Regions from separate parts of the Homo sapiens genome. Here all the other regions are linked to region 3. A link is an interaction called in ENCODE POLR2A ChIA-PET data of the cell type or tissue named here. Cell type or tissue: GM12878. All regions are shown on one strand.

Region 1 (5,000 bases), 340 kb before region 3:
CAGTCTCACATTAGAACTTTGTGGGTTCTAGTTCCACCTCCACCACCTACAAGCTGTGCAACCTTGGATGGGCTAGATGACCTCTCTGGGCCTCAGCTTCCCAACAGGAATAAAAATAGCACCCACCTTGTGTTCTGACAGAATTAAATGCAACCCATGTGCCTGGTACTGGGCTGAGTGTCTTCTCAGCATTGTTTTATTGAATTCTCAGAGATCATCATAGGAAGGAGGTGTTATTATTTTCCTTTCTTTTACAGGTAAAGCACCATGACTCAGAGAAGGCAAGTGACTTGCCTAAAATCACAGGGCCCACAGAGTCACAGCCAGAATGCAAGCCTGGGCCCTCAGATCTGGAGTATGCCCTCTTCACCATGGCTCCAGGCACCAAAACTCCAGGTAGCTTTGGATTTTGTGCTATCTGTGTTTTATTTTCCTTAATATATATTTTAAACGGACTTTCTGCCCACATTTTTCTTTAAACCTGTTTCTGCAGAGGAAACTTTATATCATTAGCAAACATGGAAAACCTATATCATTTATCATGAAAACAGTTATGAAAATAAGGCTGGGTGCCAGGCACGATGGCTCACACCTGTAATCCCAGCACTTTGGGAGGCTGAGGTGGGCAGATAACAAGGTCAGTAGTTCGAGACCAGCCTGGCCAACATAGTGAAACCCCAACTCTACTAAAAATATAAAAATTAGCCAGCTATGGTGGCGCATGCCTGTAGTCCCAGCTACTTGGGAGGCTGAGGCAGAAGAATCGCTTGAACCCAGAAGGCGGAGGTTGTGGTGAGCCGAGATCATGCCACTGCACTCCAGCCTGGGCAACAGAGTGAGCTTCCGTCTAAAAAAAAAAAAAAGGAAATAAGAAAATAAGGCTGGACATGGCGGCTCACGCCTGTAATCTCAGCGCTTTGGGAGGTCAAGGCAGGCAGATCACCTGAGGTCAGAAGTTCAAGACTGCCTGGCCAATATGGTGAAACCTTGTCCCTACTAAAAATACAAAAATTAGCCAGGCATGGTGGTGCACACCTGTAATCTCAGCTACTAAGGAGGCTGAGGCAGGAGAATCACTTGAACCCAGGAGGCGGAGGTTGCAGGTTGAGCTGAGATGGTGCCACTGCACTCAAGCCAGGGTGACAGAGTGAGACTCTGTCTCAAAAAAAAAATTATGAAAATAAGTACAAGAAGTGCTAAAAAATATCATGATATTCTTGCCAGATGCTCTTGCTTGCACAGTCAGGAGTCAGGGGCCTGTGAGAACTTTGTTAGAAAGAAGAGAGTTCGGCGGCTCAAGCCTGTAATCCCAGCACTTTGGGAGGCCGAGGTGGGCGGATCACGAGGTCAGGAGATCAAGACCATCCTGGCCAACATGGTGAAACCCCGTCTCTACTAAAAATACAAAAATTAGCTGGGTGTGGTGGCGGGCACCTGTAATCCCAGCTACTCAGGAGGCTGAGGCAGGAGAATCGCTTGAACCAGGGAGTCAGAGGTTACAGTGAGCTGAGATGGCACCATTGCACTCCAGCCTGGCCACAGAGCGAGACTCCGTCTCAAAAAAAAAAAAAAAAAAAGGAAAGAAAGAAGAGAATTAGCGAGGTGATGGGGAGATGTTAGCGGCAGGGATTTTTTTTTTTTCTTGAAATGCTCAGAGCAGCTGCAAGAGAATCCCCATAGGAAGAACTTCTGCTCTGTGATTTCATGCCCTGTGGGACCTAGAATAACCCACAGACCTCGAGTGTGGCAGCAGCTGGGCAGGCCACTCAACCCCAGGTCGGATCCTTCTCAGCTCGCCTGGGGCTGTCCCAGGCCCTGCAACAAAGTCCTTGTCCGAATGTACTGGGTGGGTGGGGGTATCCTGGCAGCAGAGCCCTGACTATGCCCTCTCACCCTCTGCTCCTCGCTGACAGAGTTCCCTCAAGGCAGGGTATACAGCTGGCACTCAGCCAGGCCTCCAGAGCCTGGGCTGCAAAGATTCAGTGTTTGGTGGCTGGTTTTATATATTTATTTGAGACGGAGTTTTGCTCTGTTGCCCAGGCTGGAGTGCAGTGGCACGATCTTGGCTCGCCACAACCTCCGCCTGCCGGGTTCAAGCGATTCTCCTGCCTCAGTGCCCGGCCCCTATTTTTTTTTTTTAATAGAAAAATGTTCCTTGCACCACCAACTCTTTCCTGGGCAGGGTTGGGAAACCATTTCCAGATGGGAAATAATTTTAGGGAAGAGAAACAGCTAAAATTACAGGCCATTCTGCTGCCAGCTCTCGCTGGGATGAGCCAGCCATGGCCCTAGAACTTTCCCAAAGTGGGGTGGGTGGGTCTGGGTGGGGAGAGAAGCCAGGATGGACTGTTGAGATGGGATGTCCCTCGGGCTGTCCATGTTCAGGCCTCGTGAGCATCTCCGAACAGCCTTGGCGGCTGCTTCTGGGGGCTGCTCGCTGATATCAAACACTCACCCATCCCCCTTCAATTCTCACCACGACCCGTGAGGGCAGAAGCTTGGAAACATCCCTGGTGTAGCCTCAGGATCCAGCTGCCGTTTTACAGAAAATCCCAAGGACAGAACGTGTTGAACCATGACACGGTGCTGTCATCAGCCTAACCCAGACCCAGGGATCTCTGCAGGTTAAATGGCCCAGGTACTGCGCAGGTAAATTGTAAGGAAAAGAAAGGGATGGAGGAGGAATAGAAACTAAAAGAGACATCAAGTTTTTAAAAAGTGGGCAAGATTAAGTATAGTGTCTGGGGCTGCTCACATGGTTGGTAAAACAAGAAAGAAACACAAGTGATATCCATAACACTTAGGGTAGCAGTGACTTTTGGGAGGGGCAGGGCTTTGAGAGGACAGGGTTCTGCAGGGGTTTCCAGGGGTGGCAGGCAAAGTTACATTTCTTGACCTAGAGGTGGTCACGAGGGTGTTCAGTTGCCTTATAATAAATCATTAAGTCACATGCTTATGCTGTGTGGTTTTTGTATCTGTATCTGTTCTATTTTTCAAAAAAAAAAAAATCCCAAGTTTAAAAAACAACAATAACAACAAAATATCCCCCATGCAGATGAAGAACGGGGGGCTTGGAGGATTGAAGTGATTCTTCCATGCGGAGTGAGTGGGGAGCTGGAATCTGAACCAGCTTATAAGCCACAGCCTGTTTATTCATTCAACAAATATTTGCCAAGCCCCAGGGCTGTGCCAGGGACTGGGCTAGCAGCGAGTGAGAGAGACATCCTGTCCTCATGGAGCCCAGAGGCTCAGTAGTCAGCCAGGTTAGAGAACCGTGACACCCTCCTGCCAGGGTGCCTGCCAGGTATCTTGGAGGAACTGCATCTTGGGGATAGATGGCTGAGCTCACAGGATTTAAGTGAAATCTCCAGGGGCTAAAAGCAGATATGAGTTGGAAATTGCAGCCTGACCCGATGCCTGAGGTAGGGTTTGCCTACCATGGGTGGGATCAAAGGGACTTTTAAAAAGACTTCTAATTTTGATGGCCAGGTGCAGTGGCTCACGTCTGTAATACCAGCACTTTGGGAGGCCGAGGCGGGTGGACCACTTGAGGTCAGGAGTTCAAGACCAGCCTGGCCAACATGGTGAAACCCCATCTCTACCAAAAATACAAAAATTAGCTGGGCATGGTGGCGGGTGCCTATAATCCCAGCTACTCGGGAGGCTGAGGCAGGAGAATCGCTTGAACCCGGGAGGCGGAGGTTGCAGTAAGCCGAGATCACGCCACTGCACTCCAGCCTGGGCGACAGAGTGAGACTCTGTCCCCACCCCCCAAAAAAGAAAAGAGAATCCAACTTGTACATCTGAACTTGAGCTCAGACATGTAAATTATCCCCTTGTTAGCCACAGGTTCGACCTCACTTTCTTCTTTTTTTTTTTTAGACAGGGTCTCGCTCTGTTACCCAGGCTGTAGTGCAGTGGTGCAATCACAGCTCACTGCAGCTTTGATCCCCCAGGCTCGAGTGATCTTCCCACCTCAGCTTCCCAAGTGGCTGGGACCACAGGTGGGTGCCACCACACCTGGCTAAGTTTTAAATATTTTTTGTAGAGTTGAGGTTTCGCTGTGTTGCCCAGGCTGGTCTCGAACTCTGGGGCTGAAGTGATCCTTCCACCTTGGCCTCCCAAAAGGTTGGAATTATAGAAGTGAGCCATTGCATCCAGCCGTCACTTGCTTTAAATTAAAATTTTTAATCAAACAAGGAAAAGTGAACCCAGGTTGGCAGGCTGAGCCCATCCCTAGCTCCAGGGATGAGCACTTGGCCAAGGCCTGACCGATTAGAGTTCAGCATCTGGTGGCCACAGCAATTGGTAACAGACGGGAAGTGAACCAAGCCAGGCATATGGGCATCTTCCCAGGAACTCTTCTAGGTGTGCAGGGAAAGAGACTATATTTGTTCGCTAGAACTGCCATAGCAAAAGACCACAGACCGGGTGGCTTAAGCAACACAGTTATTATCTCACAGTGCTGGAGGCTGGAAGTCCAAGCTCGAGATGCCGGCTGTCAGGGTTGATTTCCGTCAAGGCCTCTCTCTTTGGCCTGCAGATGGCGACCCTCTTGCTGCCTCTGCACACGGTCATCCCTCTGTGCATGTGCGCTCCTGAGGTCTGTTCTTCTTATAAGGACACCGGGCAGACTGGATTAGGGCCCACCCTAACAACCATTTAAACGTAACCACCTCTTTAAAGACCCCATCTCTAAATGCAGTCATATTTTCAGGTCTTGGGGGTTGGGACTTCAACATATGAATTTTGAGGGACCACAATTTAGCCCATAACAGAGGCCTTCTCTTTCCACTGAAGTTGCTATTCAGGATGAAAGCAGGCCTTGAAATATTTCCATGACAACAGGATGCCCAGAGGTGGGCTGGCACAGGGTGCTCCCTGGATGACCCCTTGCAGGAAGGAGGCTGCCTACCTGGGGCTGGGACATAACTTCACTACCTTCCTAGGGCCATGAGGAAGGGCGCCTCTCCCCAGAGTGGCAAAAACAAGAACATGCA
Region 2 (5,000 bases), 140 kb after region 3:
ATGGTGTTTCGCTCTTGTTGTCCAGGCTGGAGTGCAGTGGTGCCATCTCAGCTCACTGCAACCTCCGTCTCCTGGGTTCAAGCAATTCTCCTGTCTCAGCCTCCTAAGTAGCTGGGATTACAGGTGCCCGCCACCACGCCCAGCTAATTTTTTATATTTTTAGTAGAGACGGGGTTTCACTATGTTGGCCAGGCTGATCTCGAACTCCTGACCTCGTGATCTGCCCACCTCGGCCTCCCAAAGTGCTGGGATTACAGGCGTGAGCCACCGCGCCCGGCCAGTGGTTTTTAATTTTGAGGAATTTCTTTTTTCTTTATGGTGGATATCTTTTGTGTTCAACTCTTTGCCAGCCTTACAGTCTTGAGGCTTTCTCCTGTTATAAAGTCTTTGTAATTTTAGTTTAGATCACATTTAAGTGATCCTAGGTCTAATTTTTGTTGTGGTATGAGTTAGAGATCATGGTTTGATTTTTTTTTCTTCCCCCCACCCCGCTCCATGCAGATACCTAGTTAGTTGCTCTGGTACTATTTTTTTAAGAGATTTTTAATTTGTTTTGGTGTGTTTGCCAAAAATCGAGTGACCTTATATGTGCAGGTCTTTTTCGTGCTGTTCTGTTGATCTATTTATCCTTACACAAAACCATATCCTAGTTGTTGTGACTTTATAGGAAGTTTTAAAATCTGGTAGTGTAAGTCTTCTATTTTTCTTTTTGAGTGTCTTGGCTAATATCGGTTAGATTTTTAAGTTTTTTTGTTTTTTTTTTGTTTTTTTTTTTTTGCTTTTTGAGACGAGGTTTTGCTCTGTTGCCCAGGCTGGGGTGCAGTTGTGTGATCATAGCTCCCTGTAGCCTTGATCTCCTGGGCTTAAGTGATCCTCCTGTTTTAGCCTCCCACATAGCTAGGACTACATACAGGGGCACACTACCACACCTGGCTAATTTTGTTTTTATTTTTGTAGAGTCAAGGTCTTGCTGTATTGGCCAGGCTGGTCTTGAACTTCTGAGCTCAAGTGATCCTCCCACCCTGGCCTCCCAGAGCGTTGGGATTACAGGCATGAGCCACCCTGCCCAGCCTGATTTTCTATCTGTGTTATTGTAATCACTTTCTTGATAATGTCCATGATACACAAAAGTTTTAAAGTTTGATTAAGTGTGACTTTTTTTTTTCCCTCTTGTTGATTGTGCTTTTAGTTTCATATCTTAAAAACCAATTGCCAAACCCAAAGTCATGAAGACTCGCCTGTTTTTGCTTCTGAGAGTTGTGCATGTTAGCGCCTCTGTGTAGGTCTTTGGTCCATTTGGAGATTGTAATCACTTTAATATGCAGCTAACTTTCTGTTCATGTTTAATTTTAGATTCTTTCCCCATCTTTGTTGACTTAGTTTTATTTCTTTAATATGTAAAACAGTAAATGCTTCCAGAAGTCAAAACTATCATTCCCGTCTCATCCCGTCTGTCTACCCTAATCCCTCACACCTGTTGTAGGTAACTAATTTCATTGCTTGCTTTTTGAGACGGAGTCCCACTCTGTCACCCAGGCTGGAGTGGCGCAATCTCAGCTCACTGCAAGCTCCGCCTCCCAGGTTCACGCCATTCTCCTGCTTCAGCCTCCCGAGTAGCTGGGACTACAGGCGCCTGCCACCACGCCCGGCTAATTTTTTTTGTATTTTTAGTAGAGACGGGGTTTCACCATGTTAGCCAGGATGGTCTCGATCTCCTGACCTCGTGATCCACCTGCCTCGGCCTCCCAAAGTGCTGGGATTACAGGCGTGAGCCACCGCGCCTGGCCCATTGCTTGCTTTTTTTTTTTTTTTTTTTTCCTTTGAGACAGGGTCTTACTCTATCGCTTAGGCTGGAGTGCAGTTTTGTGATCTTGGATCACTGCAACCTCCGTCTCTCAGGTTCAAGGGGTTTTTGTGCCTCAGCCTCCCAAGTAGCTGGGATTACAGGTGTGCACCACCACCCCTAGCTAATTTTTGTATTTTTAGTAGAGATGGGGGTTTCACCATGTTGGCCAGGCTGGTCTTGAACTCCTGACCTCAAGTGATCCACCCGCTTTGGTCTCCCAAATTGCTGGGATTACAGGTGTGAGCCACCATGTCCAGCCCATTGATTTTTTTTATCCTTCGTTTTTTTTTTTTTTTTTTTTTTTTTTGCAAAAATGAGCTTATAAATGTGTGTCTGTTTATATATGTGTAGATATTTGTATAAAATCCTATTTTTCTTAAACTAAAGCTACCATACCATATACTCTTTTGTGGGTTTTTTTTTTTTTTTTTTTTACTTAATGTGTGCGGGGAATCCCTCTTTATCAGTGCTTAAGAGATTTGTCTCGTTCTCTTTTGTGGCCACATAGCAACCAGTATTTAGTAGGCCTAGTCCTGGCTGGAGGCTCAGAGCAGATACTAAACTTGAGCATTTGTACTGCATTTATTTCTGGACTTTGCTGGGCTAGCTTCCTTTTTGCCAGTTGCAGTGGACCACACTAAACTCAGGACAGCCTGTGAGCCAGGGGCATGGGAGTAAAAAGGTCTCCCTATTTCATGCCTGACTGTTTGGGACTCACCAGACTCAAGAGCATAAACCAGTTTGAGAAGTAAGAAGAAAGGCGAGAAAGCATTTGAAATGATCCCCGCTTCCTTTCATTTAGTAGGTCTTGTCCTTGGTTCCCCTTCCCTGTGTCTGTGTGAAGTGTGCCAGCCAGTGTGCCTTGGAGCTTTTAATAAGTGTCTGTCCGCTTTCACTCAGTCTTTCCCTCTGAAACAGGTGGCCCGGGAGAGTGGCCCACCCCACATGAAGAACTTTGTGACCAAGGTTTCGGTTGGGGAGTTTGTGGGGGAAGGTGAAGGGAAAAGCAAGAAGATTTCAAAGAAAAATGCCGCCATAGCTGTTCTTGAGGAGCTGAAGAAGTTACCGCCCCTGCCTGCAGTTGAACGAGTAAAGCCTAGAATCAAAAAGAAAACAAAACCCATAGTCAAGGTGAGAACTTTTCTGAACACAGAAGGTGTTTTCATTACTTATAGATGGGTGGGGGGTTTAGAAGGCTGGTCGCTGTCCCCAAGGTGAAAGGGGATGAGACCAACGTGCCACACCCCAGGCCTGCCAGACCCCTTAGAGGTGCTGCAAGAGCCACCTGTTAGGTAAGATAAGGACATTGTGTCAGTTCAGTAGAGGTACCCGCAGACGGGCACACACATCTGTGCAGGAGGGCGCTCATCACAGCCCTGGCGATCACAGTGGGGTATTGGGCAGGAACGCCATGCCGGTCTGTGGGGCGCGTGGTGAAATAACAGTGCCTGTGTCTCAGTGACCATGTTGCTGTTCTGAAGGTGGAGGAGATTTGTGCCAGGCAGGAGGCCCATAGTGGGAGGGTAGGAGTGAGACATTTTGCTGTGTGCCTTTTCTTTTGGATTTTTGAGCCACACTAATGGATCTATCAAAGCATTATATTGACCCCTTCCCCAACCCCAGAAAGGGGACATAATTCCATGGGGAACTTTGTGATTTTCAGTATATGTAGTTTCATGCTGTATCAAGATCCAAATTTTTCTTACATAAAAGCATACTATGTATACCTTTTGTTTCCCTTTTTTGCTTAATATAGCCTGGAAGTCACTTCTGATCAGCAGAGTGAGGGTTCCTTGGCACAAAAGGTGGCCTCAAGGAAGTAACTGGGATTCTGAGGTTCTTCTTGCCATGTGGCATCAGCTTGAGCTTTTTTAAAAAAGTGGTTCCTGGATTTTGAGTTCTTTTCAAGAAAATTGGGAACCCATCATAGCTCAGACTTTTGGGGAGTTGTAGGAATAGTGTTTTATGTTTTTTCTGCCCATTTACTGTCATATGTTGAAATATGTTAAAAAACAGCCGTCGCAGTCATAGTGACGCTTCGTTATAGTGAAATGTTGATGTTGGTTTGCTAAGACCTTAAAATCACCTAGAACAATCATAAAAAAAATAAAGCATCTTTTCATTGTTAAAATGTTAAATTAAAAAAAATCGAATTCTGAGCCATTAGGTCAACCCAAAATCTCTTATCTCCTCTCATATCCTGATCTCTGAGTTGACCAAGTTCATGCGGTGAATAACATTACAGAGTTTCTGCCTTGTTTGTTCCTCAGCCACAGACAAGCCCAGAATATGGCCAGGGGATCAATCCGATTAGCCGACTGGCCCAGATCCAGCAGGCAAAAAAGGAGAAGGAGCCAGAGTACACGCTCCTCACAGAGCGAGGCCTCCCGCGCCGCAGGGAGTTTGTGATGCAGGTGGGTCCGCATGGATGATGGGCGCCCCTTCCTCTGACCACGTCCAGCCTTGGGGGCTGATGGCGGTTCAAGGTCTGGACACCTTCCTGAGGAGGCTGGATCCTGTGGGCCATGTTCTGCCAGCGACTGTGATCCTTATTTATTTATTTATTTATTTATTTATTTATTTATTTTTGAGATGGAGTCTCACTCTGTCGCCCAGGCTGGAGTGCAGTGGTGCTGTCTCAGCTCACTACAACCTCCGACTCCCTGATTGAAGCGATTCTCCTGCCTCAGCCTCCCGAGTAGCTGGGATTACAGGCACGTGCCACCATGCCCAGCTAATTTTTTGTATTTTTAGCAGAGACGGAGTTTCGCCATGTTGGCCAGGATGGTTTTGATCTCCTGACCTTGTGATCCTCCCACCTCAGCCTCCCAAAGTGCTGGGATTACAGGCGTGAGCCACCTCGCCCAGCCAACTGTGATCCTTATTAAGACCTTGTGGCTTGCAATAATTTGATAGCTTAAACATACCACAGAAATCTGTAAAGGCTACATATCAAAGATTAAGTTGTTTATCTTAATGCTTAAAAAAATGAATGTAATGTCTGCACACCAGCACTACTGCTGGGTGCACTGGTGGGAATGTGGGTGTGTTGCACTGAAATTTGGAAGAAAGAGTCCTGGGGTGGTGGGTGCTGGGAGAAGTTTTTCTTCATTACATCTCCTTGAAGGTTTATGACATTGCTCTTTACCAAAGG
Region 3 (5,000 bases):
ATTAATGTCTTAGATCCTGGCCAGTGGCCCTCAAAAGAAGCCCTGAAGCTGGATGACTCCCAGATGGAAGCCTTGCAGTTTGCTCTCACAAGGGAACTGGCTATTATTCAAGGACCTCCTGGAACAGGTAAGACAAAATTTTTTAGAGTACATAAGATCTGCTTTGTAAGATAAGCAAGGGACGGAGCCTTCACTCTAGGTTTCTAGAATGTCTTCTTATTTACTTATTTTATTTTCCAACTTTTATTTTAGGTTTAGGGGTACATGTGCAGGTTTGTTACATGTGTAAATTGCCATGTTGCAGAGGTTTGGTGTACAGATTATTTTGTCATCCAGGTAATGAGCATAGTACCTGATAGGTAGTTTTTTGTTGTCGTCATTGTTTTTGGAGACAGAGTCTTACTCTGTCACCCAGGCTGGAGTGCAGTGGCACGATTCCGGCTCACTGCGACCTCTGCCTCCTGGGTTCAAGCAATTCTCCTGCCTCAGCCTCCCAAGTAGCTGGGATTATAGGCATGCACCACCACGCCCAGCTAATTTTGTATTTTTAGTAGAGACAGGGTTTCACCATGTTAGACAGGCTGATCTCGAACTCCCGACCTCAGGTGATCCACCTGCCTTGGCCTCCCAAAGTGCTGGGATTACAGGTGTGAGCCGCTGCACTCAGCCCTTGATAGGTAGTTTTTAGATCCTCACCCTCCTCCCACTCTATCCTGAAGTAGGCCCTGGTGTCTGTTCCCTTCTTTGTGTCCATGTGTATTCAATGTTTAGCTCCCACTTATGAGTGAGAACATGTGGTATTTAATTTTCTGTTCCTGCATTAATTTGCTTTGGAGAATGGCCTCCAACTCCATCCACTTTGCTGCAAAGGACATGATTTTCTTCTTTTTCATAGCTGCATAGTATTCCGTGGTGTATATATGCCACATTTTCTTTATTCAGTCCACCATTGTTGGGCATCTAGGTTGAGTCCATATCTTTGCTATTGTGAATAGTGCTACAATGAACATGCATATGCATGTGTCTTTATGGGAGAATGATTTATATTCCTTCCCATTATATACCCAATAATGGGACTGCTAGGTCAAATGGCATTTCTGTTTTAAGCTGTTTGAGAAATCTCCAAACTACTTTCCACAGTGGCTGAACTAATGTACATTCCCACCAGCAGTGTATAAACTTTCCCTTTGCTCTGCAACCTCACTAGCATCTGTTATTTTTTGACTTTTTTTTGACTGTTTATTAATAGCCATTCTGACTAGTGTGAGATGGAATCTCATTGTGGTTTTGATTTGCATTTCTCTAATGATTAGTGATGTTGATGTTGAGCATTTTTTTCCTCTGCTTGTTGGCCATGTGTATGTCTTCTTTTGAGAAGTGTCTGTTCATGTCCTTTGCTCATTTTTTAATGGGGTTGTTTAATTGCAGATATTAGACCTTAGATGGATCCAGAGTTTGCAAATATTTTGTCTCATTTTGTAGGTTGTCTGTTTATTCTGTTGATAGTTTCTTTTGCTGTACAGAAGCTCTTTAGTTTAATTAGGTACCACTTGTCAATTTTTGGTTTTGTTGCAATAGAATGTTTAGTTAATAACATTCCTCCCGAAATGGGCATAAAATTTGTTTATAAAGTAGCTGCTCATAGGGATTTTCCAATAGGAACCCATTGTCATGCATAGTAATAGATACAAGATTGCTAGAGGTCAAATGTAGTGAGATGTGTGATTTCTGCTTTATATAATTGGTTCAATTTTATATTATTTTAAATTAAATAGTATCAAATATATAATAGCACTATGTGTGAAGCAACATTTTACTTACTTTACATACCTTAACTAATTGCATCCTCACAACCTTGTGAAATAGAAGCCATTACTAAAACCATTATACAGTTGGTCAGGCACGGTGGCTCACACCTGTAATCCCAGCACTTTGGGAGGCTGAGGCGGGTGGATCACAAGGTCAGGAGATCAAGACCATCCTGGCTAACACGACGAAACCCTGTCTCTACTAAAAAATATAAAAAAATTAGCCGGGCATGGTGGCAGGCGCCTGTAGTCCCAGCTACTCGGGAGGCTGAGGCAGGAGAATGGCGTGAACCCAGGAGGCGGAGCTTGCAGTGAGCTGAGATCGCTCCACTGCACTCTAGCCTGGGCAACAGAGCAAGACTCCACCTCAAAAAAAAAAACAAAACTGTTATACGGATGAAGAAAGCTAAGGCAAAGAAGGGTTAAATAACCTCTTAAGAGGTGGGAAGTATGTACTGAAGCTCACACAAATGTTAAGTGACAAGTTTAGGAATTGAATTCAGGCAGTCTAGCTGTAGAATCCTGGCTCCTATCTGCCACATTGTACTTGTCGTGGAACTATACCTTCCCATACCTTTCTCCCCAGGTGCCACTCTCTAATTCTACTCTGGGGTCATAACTATTATTAGAAGTGGGAATTTACATTAACAGTTAAAATAGCTACTGCTAAATTACTCTCCGAAAGGAAGTACCAAAAGAAAACAAAACCCCAAACAGGAAGAAGTCTTTAAAAAACACCAATGAAGTAATGGCAACTCATGATTTAAAAAAAAAAAAAAAAAACTTTATGTAACAAAGCTGGACGTCTTGACGAGTACCTGTAGTACCAAGTACTTGGGAGGCTGAGATGGGAGGATCCCTTGAAAACAGGTGTTCAGGCTGCAGTACACATAGCCCCTGCACTCCAGTCTGGACAACATAGGGCCTTAAAAAAGAAGGAAGAAATTGTTACTTATCCTGCTGTAGTGAAATCTTTGATTATCTTATATCACTCCCTCCCTCAACTTTGAGATTTTTGAGGACAGTGTCTACCTTACCAGCCTGACACAATGTAAGAATTTAGCAGGCCAGGCATGGTGGCTCACGCCTGTAATCCCAGCACTTTGGGAGGCCAAGGCGGACAGATCACAAGGGTCAAGAGATCAAGACCATCCTGCCCAACATGGTGAAACCCCATCTATACTAAAAATACAAAAATTAGCTGGGCATGGTGGCATGCGCCTGTGGTCCCAGCTACTTGGGAGGCTGAGGCAGGAGAATCACTTGAACCCGGGAGGCAGAGGTTGCGGTGAGCCAAGATCACACCATTGCATTCCAGCCTGGGCAACAAGAGCGAAACTCCATCTCAAACAAAAAGAGAGAATTTAGCAGTTTTTAGCCTAATTAATTAATTAATGGCCATTTACTAATGAGCCTATAACTCTTATTCCAATGTTGATTTCTACAAGTTTTCCCCTCCCATCACAAAAGCAAATCTACCATGTATATAAAAAGTATTTCTAATTTGCCACAAGATTGGAAACAATATATACAGCATCAATAGAAAACTGGCTAAAAAATACCTTAACAGCTGTAAAAAGGAAAGGGGGGGGTGGGGGGGATGGGATTCTCCTATGTATTGATAGAGAATGACCTTCAAGATACATTAAGTGAAAAAAATCAAGATGTAGAATGGTAAAAATTGTCTGTTACTATTCATATTTTAAGGAGAAAAGGGGAAGTCTAGAAAAAGAATACACATTTGTATTGTTTGTATATGCGTGGATATACTGTCTCTGTAAAGTTACAAAAGAAACTGGTAACATTGGTTGCTTCCACCCAGAGAACTGGGTGACAGAGTGCAAGAGGGACTTTTCACAATATACAATGTACGCTTCTTAGATTTTAAACTATCTTAATGTATTATATTAAATTTAAAAAAAGATTTTGCTCTGAGTAATTACTTTATTTAGAAAATGTCTAAATTGTTAAATTCCTTTTTCCTTATTTTCTAGGCAAAACCTATGTGGGTCTAAAAATTGTTCAGGCCCTCCTAACCAACGAGTCTGTTTGGCAAATTAGCCTCCAGAAGTTCCCCATCTTGGTTGTGTGTTATACTAATCATGCTTTGGACCAGTTTCTGGAAGGTAATACTTATAGGCAAATTTGTTCTCTATCAAGATGTTGATGATTGAACCATCAGCAACTTCAGTAGCTTTCTATTGCTCTTCAAACAAAGTCAACAGTCCTTATCATTACTTACATGGCCGTTTGTGATCTGTCCCAGCTGGACTGTGAACCACAGCTCCTACTTCTTAACCTTGTTCTCCCTAACTCCAGCAACACTGGTTATCTTCAGTTCCTTGAAAGCCTCTACGTCCTCCATTGGCCCATGCCATCCTCTGGCCTGGAATAGTTTTTTCCCTCTCCATCTTGAGCTTATTCAACCTGGCCCTACTCAACCTGGCCCTACTCATTCTTCTGGTCCCACTTTAAATCTCTCTTCTCAGGTGGACTTTTTCTATAGCCCCAAAGTGAAGTCTCTTTTGCATTTTTTATTTTTTTATAATCTATTTTATGTATCGCTACCCTAGATGAGGATTGGTCCTTTTCTTGCTGTATTCACATATCCTGGCACATATTAGGCACTCAAAAAATACTAAATAACATTAATGGATGAATAAATATATGCTTTTCCTTTATTTTTATTCTTCTATACCTCCCTTTCACCTAGATAAATCTTTATTCTTAGAGTCTGAGTTTAAATATTAGATTCTTAAAAATAGATCCCTACCCCACCCAGACTAGGTAATGTCCCCTGCTACCAGTACTCACTACATTTATTGCTGCCGTATTAATTATTTAATGAGTAACTTCCTGCCAGAGACAAAGAAATGATAACAAATCAGAAACTGGGCCTATGTTTCTACTGCTATATCTTCAGAACTTGGCACATGCCTAAAACATATGAGCAATCAGTAAATCTGCAGAGTGAAAAATATGTAACATATCCTGGGTGCTTGCTTTGTGCTGGGCCCTAGCTAGGAGCTTTAAAGATTTTCTTTCATTTATCCAGACTGTAGCCCTATATGGGAGATATTGCCATCTCTAAATCACAGACAGAGAAACTGAGACTCAAGTCACTTGCCCCAGGTTACACAGCAATAAGTGGTAGAGCTAAGAGTTGGATCCCTAGTTGTCTGATTCCAGAAC

Evidence for each region. ChIA-PET counts read pairs that join two places held together with the same protein. Peaks named below come from ENCODE experiments on the same cell type or tissue, not always from the same donor. Only the 100,000 strongest peaks of a DNase experiment are listed, where the experiment ranks them.
Region 1: POLR2A ChIA-PET joins it to region 3 with 6 read pairs; 5 of 35 experiments call an interaction of 5 or more read pairs at or near these places.
Region 2: POLR2A ChIA-PET joins it to region 3 with 6 read pairs; 5 of 35 experiments call an interaction of 5 or more read pairs at or near these places.

Annotation. Positions count from the first base shown.
Region 1 is chr20:49,602,872-49,607,871 of GRCh38, reverse strand. LOC105372651 (a long non-coding RNA gene) reads right to left here. Exons shown (of 4, transcript XR_001754713.2): 4 at 4,234-4,610. Among named protein-coding and RNA genes, the nearest start is that of PTGIS, 37 kb to the right of the region's middle. In GM12878, no CTCF peak of the experiment used is centred here; no DNase peak of the experiment used is centred here.
Region 2 is chr20:49,122,352-49,127,351 of GRCh38, reverse strand. It overlaps STAU1 (staufen double-stranded RNA binding protein 1), which reads left to right. Exons shown (of 14, transcript NM_017453.4): 7 at 2,765-2,977; 8 at 4,117-4,260. Among named protein-coding and RNA genes, the nearest start is that of STAU1, 63 kb to the left of the region's middle. In GM12878, no CTCF peak of the experiment used is centred here; no DNase peak of the experiment used is centred here.
Region 3 is chr20:49,265,069-49,270,068 of GRCh38, reverse strand. It overlaps ZNFX1 (zinc finger NFX1-type containing 1), which reads left to right. Exons shown (of 14, transcript NM_021035.3): 3 at 1-127; 4 at 3,803-3,934. Among named protein-coding and RNA genes, the nearest start is that of ZNFX1, 10 kb to the left of the region's middle. In GM12878, no CTCF peak of the experiment used is centred here; no DNase peak of the experiment used is centred here; H3K4me3 peaks cover 3,036 bases; H3K27ac peaks cover 1,157 bases.